3 separate regions of the Homo sapiens genome follow, and all the other regions are linked to region 3. Evidence: chromatin contacts called from ENCODE Hi-C or POLR2A ChIA-PET data. All regions are on one chromosome and are shown on one strand. Each heading gives the region's core, a stretch centred on a gene start or an enhancer-like site at or near the end of the contact. The rest is flanking DNA. Distances are from core to core; before and after follow the strand shown. Region 1 holds the start of LINC00896 (long intergenic non-protein coding RNA 896). Region 2 has its middle 19 kb from the start of SCARF2. Region 3 holds the start of DGCR6L (DiGeorge syndrome critical region gene 6 like).

What was found. A loop is a pair of places that touch in the nucleus more often than their neighbours do. ChIA-PET counts read pairs that join two places held with the same protein, here RNA polymerase II (POLR2A). Pooled maps may share reads with other maps.
Region 1: a map of naive thymus-derived CD4-positive, alpha-beta T cell shows a loop between it and region 3 (18-fold over the local background). The contact joins the promoter of LINC00896 here to the promoter of DGCR6L in region 3. A Hi-C loop is called at or near these places in 1 of 168 maps with a recorded cell type or tissue (naive thymus-derived CD4-positive, alpha-beta T cell), 1 of 37 single-sample maps with no recorded cell type and 8 of 50 pooled maps. POLR2A ChIA-PET finds 5 or more read pairs at or near these places in 1 of 52 experiments (activated CD4-positive, alpha-beta memory T cell).
Region 2: a loop to region 3 is called in a pooled map, with 3 times the contacts of the local background. The contact joins the enhancer-like site here to the promoter of DGCR6L in region 3. A Hi-C loop is called at or near these places in 6 of 50 pooled maps. POLR2A ChIA-PET finds 5 or more read pairs at or near these places in 5 of 52 experiments (A673, HCT116, HEK293 and 2 more).

The regions. Positions count from the first base shown.
Region 1 is chr22:20,203,329-20,207,682 of GRCh38, reverse strand. It overlaps LINC00896 (long intergenic non-protein coding RNA 896), which reads right to left and starts at 1,351. Exons shown (of 1, transcript NR_026919.1): 1 at 1-1,351. It overlaps LOC105372862 (a long non-coding RNA gene), which reads left to right. Exons shown (of 3, transcript XR_938009.3): 3 at 1,438-1,665. It overlaps LINC02891 (long intergenic non-protein coding RNA 2891), which reads left to right and starts at 2,765. Exons shown (of 4, transcript NR_038460.2): 1 at 2,765-3,030; 2 at 3,184-3,350. RefSeq lists enhancers at 995-1,234, 3,790-4,354.
Region 2 is chr22:20,416,236-20,420,847 of GRCh38, reverse strand. It overlaps the pseudogene RNU6-225P. Among named protein-coding and RNA genes, the nearest start is that of SCARF2, 19 kb to the left of the region's middle. RefSeq lists an enhancer at 1-77. Within about 2 kb of position 2,512, at least 6 of the 41 ENCODE cell types and tissues checked have a DNase peak (open chromatin) inside an H3K27ac peak, as active enhancers do; they include HCT116, where a contact is called at or near this core.
Region 3 is chr22:20,318,810-20,323,558 of GRCh38, reverse strand. It overlaps DGCR6L (DiGeorge syndrome critical region gene 6 like), which reads left to right and starts at 3,499. Exons shown (of 5, transcript NM_033257.4): 1 at 3,499-3,680; 2 at 3,760-3,920. The coding sequence starts at 3,571. RefSeq lists silencers at 3,093-3,142, 3,333-3,462, 3,593-3,822, 3,859-4,153 and an enhancer at 2,426-3,213.

The DNA.
Region 1 (4,354 bases), core at 102-2,601, 110 kb after region 3:
GGGACACTGGGCCACCCTGGAGAAGCCAGGTCAGGGCTGGCCCAGCAGGATGGGGGCTCTCTGCCTCTATGGCCAGCATTCCCAGCTGAGTCCCCAACTCTGCAGCCAGGAAGCCCCGTAGTGTGAAGGATGGGGACATCGCGATGCCCTGGCCCTGAGCCCACCAGGTGGCCCCAGGGCCCCACCCTGCCTGGCTCTTCCTGCATGGGTCTGGGGTGATGGGGGCTCATCTGAGGCCCAGTGCTGCCCACCTCGAATCCCCAAATCCCAAATTGGATTAGTTGTGTTTAGAAAGCAGCAAAGCTGCTATATTTGAGCAAAGGCTCAGCAGATTACCCTGGGCCAAGAGGGTGTCTGCCTGTGTGAGGGGGATTTGAGGAGGAAAAACTGCACTAAACAAGTGTTCATTGAAAAGAAACTTGGGGGATCATCTGAGTCAGCCGGGCCCTCCACCTGCCCCATAACACCTTCTCCAGCATGGGCTCCTGCTGCTGCTGGGACAACCAAGCAGGAGTGGACGGGGTCAGGCCACAGGCCACTGGGCCCAAGGCCAGGAAGGGGCGCCCAGGACTGCCCATGGGAGAAGGGCGTGGTGCCGACACGAGGTCACCTGGAGTCCCTGGGACTGGCCCTCCACCTCGTGACTCAGTCGCCACCCGGTGGCCCTCTCAGAAGCCCAGGGCCCAGCATACAGGAAGCTCCATGAGTGCTCATCATCACACACACTCCAGAGGCTGAGAACATCTTGGAGGCCTGGGGCCTGCTGGCCAGACCCTGTCCTGGGCCCTGAACACAGGCTGGGCCTGGAAGGGACAGTGAGGGGGGCCAGAGCCCATGCCTGCTCAGTGCAGCAAGCCCAGGCACCTGGTGGGTGGGCCCTGCAGCCAGGGAGGCCCCTGCACCCCACCCTTCCCAGCCCTGCCCTGGGTACCGTGTGCCACATCTCAGAGCCCACCCATGGGGCCCTCCCAACTCCAGCCAGGAGGGAGGATAGAGAACTTTTATTTCAGAAGAGTGCAAATAAACAAATCCTTCCTTCCCCCACCATAAAGAGCCCGGCTGGCTTTAGGAGAGAAGGCAGAATTTTTAGCCTCTCCTTTCCTCAAGGCACAGCAGGCCGAGCCTGTGTCACTCATGGCCCCTTTTACAAGTAAAGAATCCAGCTCTGGGCAGTCAGGTCTGCCCAGTGGAGGTGTTTGCCCTGGGGGGCCGGCTCACCTATCCGTAGGACCTGGCTCCTAGGGGTCCAGCCAGTCCCTGGCCTCCTGTTGATACGGAAAGGAAGTGCTGAGAAGGGAAAAGCGTGGTCCCTTTAAATGATACAGAGGAGGGACGGGAAGTGCTCCGTAGAGAAGGGCGTGGTCCCTGCCTAGGGCTCCACCCCCACGAACCTAGGTGAGGACAGGCATTTCCTGCCCAAATGTTGCATTTCCCAAGACCACCCTGGCCTGCCATGCCTCCATCCTATGCCTATAAAAACCCAAGACCCTAGCAAGGCAGAGACAGAAGCCTCTGTGTGGGGAGAGGAACACACTGGTGGAAGAAGACAAGCTGCTGGACATCCCGAGAATGTTGCCTGACTCCAGGGGAAAACCATCTCCCCTCTGGCTCCCCCATCTGCTGAGAGCTACTTCCACTCAATAAAACCTTGCACTCATTCTCCAAGCCCACGTGTGATCCAATTTTTTGGTACACCAAGGCAAGAAACCCTGGGATACAGAAATTCCTCTGTCCTTGTTATAAGGCAGGGGTCTAATTGAGCTCACTCTCACCAGCCACCTACAGACCGCTAGACTAAAAGACCACCCGGTAACGCACTCCCACTGGGGTTTCAAGAGCTGTAAACATTCACCCCCAGACACTGCCATGGGGTCAGAGCCCCACAGCCTGCCCGTCTGTATGCTCCCCTAGAGGTGTGAGCGGTGGGGCACTGAAGAAGCGAGCCACTCCCCCGCTGCATGCCCTGCGCCCTGCGCGGGGTAACCAGGGAACCCTTCCTGTTTCACTGTTTCACTGGGTAGAGATCTCCCGGCTGGAGACAGAATGGTGGGGAGAGGCCAGATGTGCCCAGCAGGTAGGGGATTCTCCAGGGGGGAGGCTGAGGCTGTTAGGAAAGGAGGGGCTGAGGGGGCGCCACAGCCCTCCCCGCTCCGCACCACACCCCACGTTAAACCCCTGTCCTCCACTCCTCTCCTGGGGCTAAGGAGGCTGAGAGTAGAGCTCAGAGGCCCACGCCCAGCACACAGGAGGCAGTGGGGGCTGTGGACGGGGCCAACGAGCCATGGGGTTGCTGGGCTGAAGCACCGGTGATGGCAGGCGTGTGAGAGGGAAGTGGGGGTGAGCCAGCCCTGTGGGCCTCTAGGCCCAGCTTCTGGGTATCCTGGCCCCCTGGAATGACCCAGGGCAGGAGCCTCTGACACCCGCCCCAAATGCCTGTGACCCCGTCCTGAGTGGGGGTCCTCCTTCTGGCCGTGACCGCCCTGGAGTGGCTTCTCAGCATTTTGTGGTCAGCACTCTCAGCCCCTCTGCCTTGCACCGTGTCATTTTCAGCAGATCCTGAGCCAGAGAAGGCCATCAATTATTCAGCTCCTGCCTCTCAGCCTCCTCCGTTAGTACCTCTTAAAGCCGGGAAGATAAATCTCTCCGCTTGCTCCGTGGCGCCGACAGGAAGCAGGGCGGCACCAGGACCGTGACAGGCCCCGGCTGGGCCCCGGTTTCCCGAGCCAGCACAGGCGGCCTGCAAGGCTTCTCTGCTATTAAATCCATAATTCAGCGGCAACGCAGCTGGGGCCTGGCACACAGGGTCCCTGTGATGAGGAGGGGCTGCCCCTGCCGGAATGCACCAGAGGCTGCCACCAGGGAGAGAGTTACAAGGACCACTTCCGTGGACCTGGCAGGTCCTAGGGCCCCCTTTAAAATTGTGCCTGGGGAGAGTCCCTGGCGCTGCTCCGGAGGATCATGGAGCCCGACTCTACTCACAGGGGAGACCACACAGCTTCTGCGGGGCAAGACAGCTGAGGAGCATGTCAGGCAAGCGACGGGCATGGGGGGTGGGGGGGAGCACAGCGTGGTCTGCATGCCCTCAGCCACGCCCAGGGTGACCCTGGAGGCCTGCATGGAAGACCCTGGAAGCGTCCTTGGCCACCCCTGGTGGAAGAGACAGCTCCAGCCTCACCTTTCTAGGACAGTGCCATCTGCCACCAAGGCAGCTCCAGAGAGTGGGACAGCTGTGAGAGGCGGGACCTGTCCAGGCTCCCTGATGGGCACTCACAGCCCCCTTCACCCTCAGCGAGGCACTTGCCCCAATGAAAACTGAGCAGTTGGACAATCTGATGTCTTGGAGGGTCCAGGTCAGCCCCCCACCCCAATGCCCAGCCCTGCATAACCAAGGAAGCGTTTGTTGAATGGCTGAGTCCCACCCCTGCTCCAACCTTGGCAGGCCTTGGAGTGTCCCCGGCAGGAAGTGGAGGGTGAACACAGGGGGACAAAGTAACAGGGCAGCAGAGCTGGGGTGGGGCCAGGCTGGGCAGACTGGGGAATGAGACCTACTCAGAACACCGCCCTCGGCAGAGCCACCCACCCCTATCCTTGCAAACCCTCTGCCCCAGGGCCCACTCTAAACCCATGAGAGCTGTGGCAGGACAGGGTGACTCCAGGCCTGGCCAGGAGGCTCCGGCTGACTCCGCCCCCTTCTCCTTCCCCTCCCCACTTCCCATTCCACAGGCCTCCACAGGGCAGGGGCCGTGACAGGGGTGACAGAAGTTCGGAGAGGTCACTGAGTCCCTGCAATTAGCAGTAATGAGTTGACACATGCCACAGGTCAAGTGCTAATGCAGGCTGATAATTAACTCAACCTGCTAGGAAGCGGTGCAGCCCCTCCTCCCTCTGATCAATTATCCTCAGGATGTTGAACAGCCCCGCCCCAGGGCTAATGGGGTCACATTCCAACCATAATGACGTGGCTGCTGCACCAGAAACACTGGGCTGGTGCCGGGAACACCCCCATCCCAGACTGGAGACCTCCCCCAGCCCCTCCAGATGAGGGTCCTGCCCTGCTCACTGGCTCCTGCCCCAACCCTGCTCCTGGGGCCTTCCTGACTCGCCACCTTGCACTTCCCAGGGACAGTACACCCAGCAGCCTGTCCCAGCCTATGTCTCAGCAGACCAGGCTCTGCGAGACACCCCCTCCAGCCTCCACCTCCCAGCACTGCCTCCAGAACAGGGGCCATTCAGACTCGTGGCTTGCTGTCCTCTGCCCTGCATCTCAGGCTGCTCCCAGCCCATGTCCAGTTTTGGGTGCTAGCCACAGTGCTACACTGACCATCTGGTACCTGCTTCTGCCACAGCTTCGGGG
Region 2 (4,612 bases), core at 1,263-3,762, 98 kb before region 3:
TGTGGTCTTTCACCCTGCAGATACACACACAGACATGCCACCAGGCACACAGAAACACCAAGACACAGTGGGAACACGCACACTGGAACACACAAACTCCTACACACACAGGAGAACGCGGAGGCCGCTGGCAGTACTGAAATTCATCTCAGCCCTGGGTTCCAGGGAAATGGTGCTCACTGAGAAATTGCCTCTTCCTTTGCGTTCTGAGAAATAGTGAGACCAGAAGGAGCACTTTGCCCTTGTCCATTCTAAGACCCCGCCTCCAGCCTTCCACATGAGTCTCTTATTTACCAGGCCCCTCCTTCCTCATTAGTGAGTTTTCTTCCCATAGCAGTAGCCTGAATAAAGTCATCTCTTTATGTGTCTGGTGCATTCCCCCCACAGTCTTTGTGCCTTGACCTGGCATGGGTTGGACTTACCTTCCCATCCCCAATGACTGCAAGCAGGTGGTGAGCCCTCTCTGAGACCCGCAAGCCGCCCCTGACTGGCCATCAGGGTGGGGGACCTTCAGTGAGTATGACCCCTGGTTGTGTGCTCCTGGCTTTTGTCCGTTGGTGGCATAGTGACAACTTTATTTTGATTCTTTCAGTTTCATGGTCTGAACATTTGGTGGTCTCTTTAAACAGATTGGTGGTTTATAGACGTCTTGTCTCTGTTGGGTGAGAGACGACAGTGTGTGGTTTGAGAGTCTTTTCTGTTTGTTCATTTGTTTAATTGAGTTTAGTTAAAAATTTGGGCTAAGATTGGTGGCTCACATCTATAATCCCAGTGCTTTGGGAGGCTGAGGTGGGAGGATCACTTGAGGATAGGAGTTCAAAACCAGCCTGGAAAACATAGCAACCCCCATCTCTAAAAAAAAAAAAAAAAAAAAAAAAATTAAAAATTTAGCCAGGCACGGTGGTGGTGTGCACCTGTAGTCCCAGCTACTCCAGAGGTTGAGGTGGGAGGATCCCTTGAGCCCAGGAGTCTGAGGCTCACCACTGTACTCCAGCCTGGGTGACAGAGTGAGAACCTGTCTCTAAAAAATCCAAGAATTTGTCCCCAGTGGGAAGATGGTTTGGAGATGTGATCAGCCACATCCATGGATGGAGCTGTGCTGTCATTTAGGTAGGTTGGATTGGCTGTCATATGCATAGGTAAGCGACACACCCAACAGTTAGTATGCTTGAAAATAGGCCTGTTCCTTGGGTGGGGCTAACATGCAGAGGATTGGTAAAGCCTCCTGAGAGGGCGGTGGGGTCAGGGCTGGGGTTAGGAGGGCAGAGGTCAGGGCTAGGGTTAGGAGGGCAGCCTGTAAGAGTTGAAAACAAGTTAGTGAATTTGTGGTGGTTGGGCTGCCAGGGAGGAAGAGGAGTGGGAAGGGTGGGAGGAAGGCCTTTGACAGGGGTACAGTAGGAAGCAGGGTGTAGAGGAGTCAACCTGGGGCCAGTTCAGTTGTTGTGTGGACGGTGGACAGGGGTCATCTATCTTCGGGTGAGGTCATTGTCTCCATGAGTCCAGCTGCAGGGCTGAGGTCACTCACCTGGTAAAGAAGCTGGTTGGGGTGAGCTCCTGGGCCTCCCTGAGTCTGCAGTGACCTTCGCCCAATAATGGACCTCGAGACATAACCACAGCACTGTGGTTGGACAGTGCCAGTGAAGAAGCCATTGTCCTGCTGTCACATTGGGGATACCGTAATTCCAAAGCTGCCTGCTGCACACACCCCACCAGAGGTATTCCAGCGGCTGCTTCCTATTAATAGTCTGACGTGCATTGTGAGGGGCAAAATGTGCACACATGACACTCATTCGAGAGCCTCAGCAGTGGGCATTCCAATTACACTGCTGCTTCCCGTGTGTGTGTGTGTGTGTGTGTGTGTGTGTGTGTGTGTGTGTGTGTCGGGGGGGCTCCTTTATGAGTTAATTTTTTTTCTGAAACAAAAAAAATTGCTTAAATTACTTATTTGGCCAGGCGCAATGGCTCACGCCTGTAATCCCAGCACTTTGGGAGGCCAAGGAGGGTGGATCACTTGAGGTCAGGAGTTCAAGACCTGCCTGGTCAACATGGTGGAACCCCGTCTCTACTAATAACACAAAAATTACCCGGGCGTGGTGGCGCCTGCCTGTAATCCCAGCTACTCACTGCAACCTCCGCCTCCCGGGCTCCAGCGGTCCTCGTCCCTCAGCCTCCCGGTATTTGCTGGTTTTAGAGGCGGAGTCTCGGCAGGTCGACCCGGCTGGAGCGCAGAGGCTATTCCCAGGCGCGATGCCACTACTGACGCGCTCCGTTTCCAACTGGGGCTGCCTCGCCCCTCCCTAGGCGGCCTGGTGGCAGAGGCCACCATACTGATGCCGGCTTCAGTGAGGACCTGGATCGGCACAGCGCACTGCAGCGCAGAACTCCCGGTCACGCGATTCTCCTGCCTGGGCCTCCCGAGCAGCTGGGACCGCAGGCACGCGCGGCGCCGGCCCTTGGAGCTCAGAACCGCCTTTCGGACTGCATCCGGCACCAGGCAGCCAGCGGCTAGTGGGGGCCATGGAATCGTGCTGCCATCTGGCGGCTGGATGGGTAGCTGCTGCTTTTTTTTTTTTTTTTTTTCTTCTTTTTGAGGCACGGCCTCACTCTGAGGCCCAGGCTGGACGCAGTCACTCAATAACCGCTCACTGCAGCCTCCATCCCCCGGGCCCAAGACATCCTTCCATCTCAGCCTCCGAAAGTGCTGAGATTACAGGTGTGAGCCACCGCACCGGGCCGGTGCCACCTTTTTTTTTTCTTTTGAAACAGAGTATCCACTTTATCGCCCAGGCTGGAGTGCAGTGGCGCAATCTTGGCTCACTGCAACCTCTGCCTCCCAGGTTCAAGCGATTCTCCTGCCTTAGCCTACAGAGTAGCTGGGATTACAAGCGCGTACCACCAAGCCCGACTAATTTTTGTATTTTTAGTAGAGACGGGGTTTCACCATGTTGGCCAGGCTGGTCTCGATCTCCTGACCTCAAGTGATCTGACCACCTCGGCCCACCGAAGTGCTGGGATTACAGGCATGAGCCACCACGCCCGGCCGGTAGCATCTTTGAAGAGCCTAAACAAGTGGGGGTAACAGCCTGGGGGAACTTCGGCGCAGTTCTGTTTGTGCGGCCCGGTGGGGCCTGCTACGGGGATGTGGTGTCCCAGGCCCAGATTATCCCCCAAAGTAGGCATAGCCAGGTGAGGACAGCCAGAAGTCAGCGACAAATACTGTGCAGTTCCATGTATGTGGAGTATCTAGAGGAGTCAAATTCGTAGAGACAGGCGGGGCGAGGTGCCTCACGCCTGTAATCCCAGCACTTTGGGAGGCGGAGGTGAGTGAACCACCTGAGGTCAGGAGTTTGACACCAGCCTGGCAAAAATACCAAAAATACAAAATTTACCAAAAATACAAAAATTAGCCGTATGTGGTCGTGTGTGCCTGTAATCCTAGCTACTTGGGAGGCTGAGGGAAGAGAATCACTTGGACCCGGGAGACAGAGTAGCGGTGAACCAAGATTGCGCCACTGCCACGGCACTGCACTCCAGCCTGGGTGACGAGCAAAACTTTGCCTCAAAGAAAACAAATGAACAAAAACAAAACAAAACAAAAAAATTAGCAGGGCATGGTGATGTGTGCCTGTAGTCCCAGCTACTTGGGAGGCTGAGGCAGGAGAATCGTTTGAACCCGGGAGGCAGAGGTTGCAGTGAGCCGAGATCACGCCACTGCACTCCAGCCTGGGCGACAGAGCAAGACTCCATCTCAAAAAAAAAAAAAAAAAAGAAAAAAAATTCTGTAGAAACAGAAGGTGGAACCGTGGTTACCACGGGCTGGGAGGTATGGGAATTAGTGTTTAATAGGAATGCAGAGTTTCAGTTTCGGGTGATGAAAAGATTCTAGAAATAGATGGCAGTGAATGTACTTAATGTCACTAAACCGTGCACTTAAAAATGATTAAAATAGTGCTCGCTTCGGCAGCACATATACTAAAATCAGAACGATAGAAGTTTCTCATGGCCTCTGCCCAAGGGTGACACGCAAATGTGTGAAGCGTTCCATATTTTTATTTTTATTTTTTATTATTTATTTATTTATTTATTTTGAGACGGAGTCTCGCTCTGTCACCCAGGCTGGAGTGCAGTAGCACAATCTCGGCTCACTGCAAGCTCTGCCTCCGAGGGTCATGCCATTCTCCTGCCTCAGCCTCCCGAGTAGCTGGGACTACAGGCGCCCGCCACCACGCCCGGCTAATTTTTTGTATTTTTAGTAGAGACGGGGTTTCACCATGGTCTTGATCTCCTGACCTCATGATCCACCCGCCTCGGCCTCCCAAAGTGCTGGGATTACAGGTGTGAGCCACCGCACCCAGCCAAAGTGTTCCATATTTTTAAACAGATATATAGACCAATGGAACAGAACAGGGACCTCAGAAATAACACCACATATCTACAACCATCTGATCTTTGACAAACCTGACAAAAACAAGAAATGGAAAAAGGATTCCCTGTTTAATAATGGTGCTGGGAAAACCGGCTAGCCACAAGCAGAAAACAGAAACTGGACCCCTTCCTTATACCTTATACAAAAATTAACTCAAAATAGATTAAAGACTTAAATGTAAAACCC
Region 3 (4,749 bases), core at 2,250-4,749:
CCGCCCTCCTCCCATCCCACACCACTTAGGCAAGAGCTGTGCCTAGGAAATGTCACCCGTAACTGGTCCGCACAGACCCTGTCTTCTAAAAGGGTGCTGTGCCTCCACCAGACCCCATGAGCAATACATTTGTCAAGCACACGCAAGACATGCCAAGGCCAAGGCCTGACTGATTTGACAGTAAAGACACAATGAGCCCCTCTCATTCAGACCTTATTACTCACAGAGTGAAAATAAGAGAAGCCTGAGGTGGCAGCTCCCTGCTGTCCTGGTGCCACACACTAAAAAGGACAACACTGAAACAAAAGGGGTCAGAGAGCATGCGTTGCGGGACACCCACTGTGGAGGAGCCCCTTGACACTGCAGCTGGGTGGCGTCCTCATCTGCAGCTCTGTTTTGAGGGCCGGGGGCAGGGAGCCTCACCCTCACCAGGGCCAGTGAGGCAGGAAGTGAGGAACAGTCTCGGGAGACAGACGGAGTGAGCGGTGGCCTGGGTGCAGCCTGATGTTCTGGGAGGAGCAGGCTTAGGTCAGGTGCTGTGTGCACCTCTGCATGGCCTATGGGGATCCTGCAATGGCTCAGGGCCCCACAGCAGAGCTGTTTCTCCGCCCACACAACAGACATACAACCTGACACATGAAAACTCACAGAGAAACACAGAAAGGCACATGTGACAAAGAGCCACACAAAAGGCATGCAGCAAAGCCTTTTGACACACGTGCGCGCACACACACACACACACACACACACACACACACAGGCACCCACTCCTTCAAACCTTGGTGTTTGCCCAGACACAGCTGTGTCAGAGACAGGGGACCTGCAGCTCCCCAACACACACCAGTCACCCCACACTAACCCAAGGTGTCACCAGCCAGCCTGGTGGACTCGGGAGGCCAAGTGGAGGTGGACAGTGGCCGCAGAGCAAAGGCCTTCGGTGGATACCACCCGACGGGAAGAGCCATGGGGCCCATCGTGTCCACACACACAGGGGAAACGCACGTCTGCGAACCAGCTCCCCCATTCCTACACATATATCACCCATCCCTGGGGCTCTGGAGGATGAGACCCCTCCTTCCAGACCAGGCCCTCCCTGAAGACCCAGAGGTGGCCCAGGAGTCCCCATGCCTGAGTGACATACTGCTCATGTCCATGAAAAAGAAAAGGAACTTTGTGTGTGTGTGTGTGTGTGTGTGTGTGTGCGCGCGCGCACAATGGAAGTTTATATATATATGTATAAAGTATATATATATATTCATATATATATTCTTTTAAGTTCTGGGGTACATGTGCAGAACGTGCAGGTTTGTTACATAGGTATACACGTGCCATGGTGGTTTGCTGTGCCCATGAACCTATCATCTACATTACGTATTTCTCCTAATGCGAAAGGAACTTTTTTATCTGAGGAATGTGAGCTCCCTTTAATTATCTGGCCCAGAGAGGCACTGGAATGAAACAGCAGTCACATCCCACTCCTACTTGAGCTAACGACCTCTTGAAGCCAATTGCTCTGTGGGTTCCAGACTGACACCAAGTAGGCATAAAAAGCCATACGCTGGACACCATAACTCTTACCCAGTAGTCCAACACCTTATAGCCAGTCACTAAGGGTTCTCTCTGGAAAGCAGTCAGAATTCCTGCTGACTTCATATCAGCCCACTCCTTGTCCCCTTCAGTCTTTAAAAACTTGCTTGTAATAAGGCTGAATGAAGCACTCCCAGGGCAACTTGGTGTGTCCTGGGCAGCTCTCTCAGCCTTGGCCCAGACAAACTCTCTATATGAACTGTGGTTCAGTTTGTTTCTTTAGGTTGACATCCACATTAGGGGAGCAGTGTTGCTGGGCTGGGGAAGCTGGTTCAGGTCAGACGTTGCACCAAGGGTTGGAGAAGGGGCCTTCCTGCATCAGCACCCGGACAAGGCAGAGGAGCAGGTGTCCAAACCCAGGCCTGGCCTGCTCCTGCTGTGGCTCACAGCCCCCACCCCACCTGGCAGACCCCGGAGCTGGCGACAGTGTTGCCCAGCTGGCCACAGACATATCATCACGTGGGGCTGCCCTATATCCTCCCAGTCTCCACACAGACACTCTTCATGGACTGGGGGACTGAGGGCAGGGACACTGGTGAAACAGGCAGGCGTCTTCACCCAGCTAATCATCCCACTCACCACCTCCGGGGGAGGTGACAGTGACCAAGCCCAGCCCCAGCTGGCTCCTGGTCACTCACTACAGACTCAGCTCCCACAATCTCGAGTCCCACCTCCAGCTCCTGCCATTCTGAGGGACCTGGAGGCCAGGGTGCCCGGCGCATGACCAGCTCTGGGTTGTGGACCGCCCTCCACGGCAGTGGCCTGAGCGCTTGTCATTATTCACTTTATTCATGCCTGGTTTCTGTCTGGAAGGGACCACAAGGACATGGCGTGCAGGGGAGCCAATCCTGCCAGGGACTGAGGAAACAGATCCTGGAGAAAACCAGACACTTTGCTGGCACTTCAGGGGGACCCCAGTTGGTTGGCTCAACGCCCCCTCTTCCCCATAGCCAATTACTAACCAATGTTCTCTCTGGAAACCAGTCATAATTCCTAACCTGGTCAAAGCAGGGTCATCTCACACAGCCCAGCCACCCAGCAGGCAGCTAAAGAGTGCCTGATGAAATGCAAGTCTGATCGTGTCTGCGTCCCCAAGCCCTTCCGTGCCCCCTGCTGCTCTATGGACAAGCCCCCAGCAGCCTCTGTAATGCACAGCACCCGCCCTTGTCTCCTGTGCTGGCTTCCGCAGCCTGGCCACACTGGTCCTCTCGCCCACCCACCTGACCTGACTCTGGCAGGGCCTTTGCAGGAGCCATTCCTCCACCCGAGCCCCTCCTATTAAAGCCTGTTCCTAGACGGTTCAGCCCCAGCCACCAGAAGCCCCCCAGCCCCGGCCCAGCAGCTGGCCTGTGGAGCGGGGAGAGCGCAGTCTGGGCTCACGGGCTGGGGGCCACGGAGGCCCAGATGGGGACTCTGGCTCCGACTGTCCTGACCCAGAGGCTCTAGGGCGGTCCTGTCTGTCTCACCCCGGGGGCGGGGAGGACGCAGACAGACCCCAGCGCCACTGCTCGGCCGCGGATGGTGCCTTAGACCCAGGTCCTGTGGGCTCTGGCCCGAGACCCCTGCCTCTGGGGAGGCCGGTGACCGGGACAGTCCACCTCGCAGGCGCGCCGGCGCGGAGCCCGGACCTCGGCCCGCAATGACTCAGCAAGGGCCGGTGGGATTCTCCGTGGTCCTGCGATATCCAGACGGCGGAGTCTCGCCTTTAATGTCGCGCGGGGAGCAGGCAGGTGCGAGCCTGGGCTGAGCAAAACCCTCCTTGGAGTCTCCGCAGAGGAGCGGGGCGCGCCTCCTGAATAAGCAGGCGGCGGGGCGCGGGGCAGGGCGGGGCAGGCGGCCAGGCCCTCTCGGGACTGTCGTAAAAGGGGGCGGAGCGCGCCGCGCGTGGGACAATCGTAAAAGGGGCGGGACGCGCCGCGCTCGGGATGTCGTGAAGCTGGGGGAGCTCGTCGCCGCCGCCGGCGGCTAGCGGGCGTCCGCGCCATGGAGCGCTACGCGGCCGCCTTGGAGGAGGTGGCGGACGGTGCCCGGCAGCAGGAGCGACACTACCAGTTGCTGTCGGCGCTACAGAGCCTGGTGAAGGAGTTGCCCAGGTACGCAGGCGGGGCGGGCGGAGGCCTGCGGAGGCGGCTTCGTTTCCCGCCGGGGCTCACCGCGCCCCCCTACCCGCAGCTCTTTCCAGCAGCGCCTGTCCTACACCACGCTCAGCGACCTGGCCCTGGCGCTTCTCGACGGCACCGTGTTCGAAATCGTGCAGGGGCTACTGGAGATCCAGCACCTCACCGAAAAGAGCCTGTACAACCAGCGCCTGCGCCTACAGAACGAGCACCGAGGTGCGCGGGGGCAGCGGGATGAGGTGCCGCCTCCTCCGGGTCGGCGCCTCCGGGCAGCTCTTGGTATCTGTGCAGATCAGCTCCTTCCTTGGAAGTGTTCGGAAGAGGTCTCTAAGATTGACAAAATCAACGGGCGCAGAGACTGAGACAGCGCCTTTTTGGTGATCAGTGGGTCCAACCAGTTTTGTTTTCAGTTGCGCAGCACCCACCTTCTTAGCAGAAACTCCCTGTTCGGGCTTCCCTGTGCCCCACGCGCTTCCAGACAGGATGGCCCTAGGCCTCGGTGCCTGATTGGCCTGCAGGCAGACTCTGGTGGTGGCGCTGACTGCAGCAGCATTGCCCCTCAGTAGTTGGAAGTCTGTTGACAGTTGTGCAGCAAGCGTCTTTCAGGGTCAGTTCCCTCTCAGGCCTCGCAGGGCCTCATTCCAGTTGCACATCAAATTCCTAAGCACTGTCTCCTGTGGCGCCCTCCCAAACCCGAAGAGCTTCCCACTTGAGCCAGGCCTGCTTGGTGGGCTTGGGAGCCCTTTCCTGCAAATTATATAGGGCAGGTCCCCCTGCACCATCAGTTTCCACCTTTGTTATTTTTCCCAAACTTCTTATTTTAGAAGTTAAAACATTTAGAAAAGCTGAAAAGATAGTATAGTGCATACGCTTGTGCTCTTCACTAAAGTTCAATAGTTAACGTTTTGCTCTAGTTCTTGACATCCCAAAATATATACATGTGACAGCATAGCATTCACCAAGAGTCTTCAGCATTCCTGGAGACCAGGATTTTCAACCCAGCCATGCTGACATTTGTGGCTGGGTAAGTCTTTTTGGTGAGATG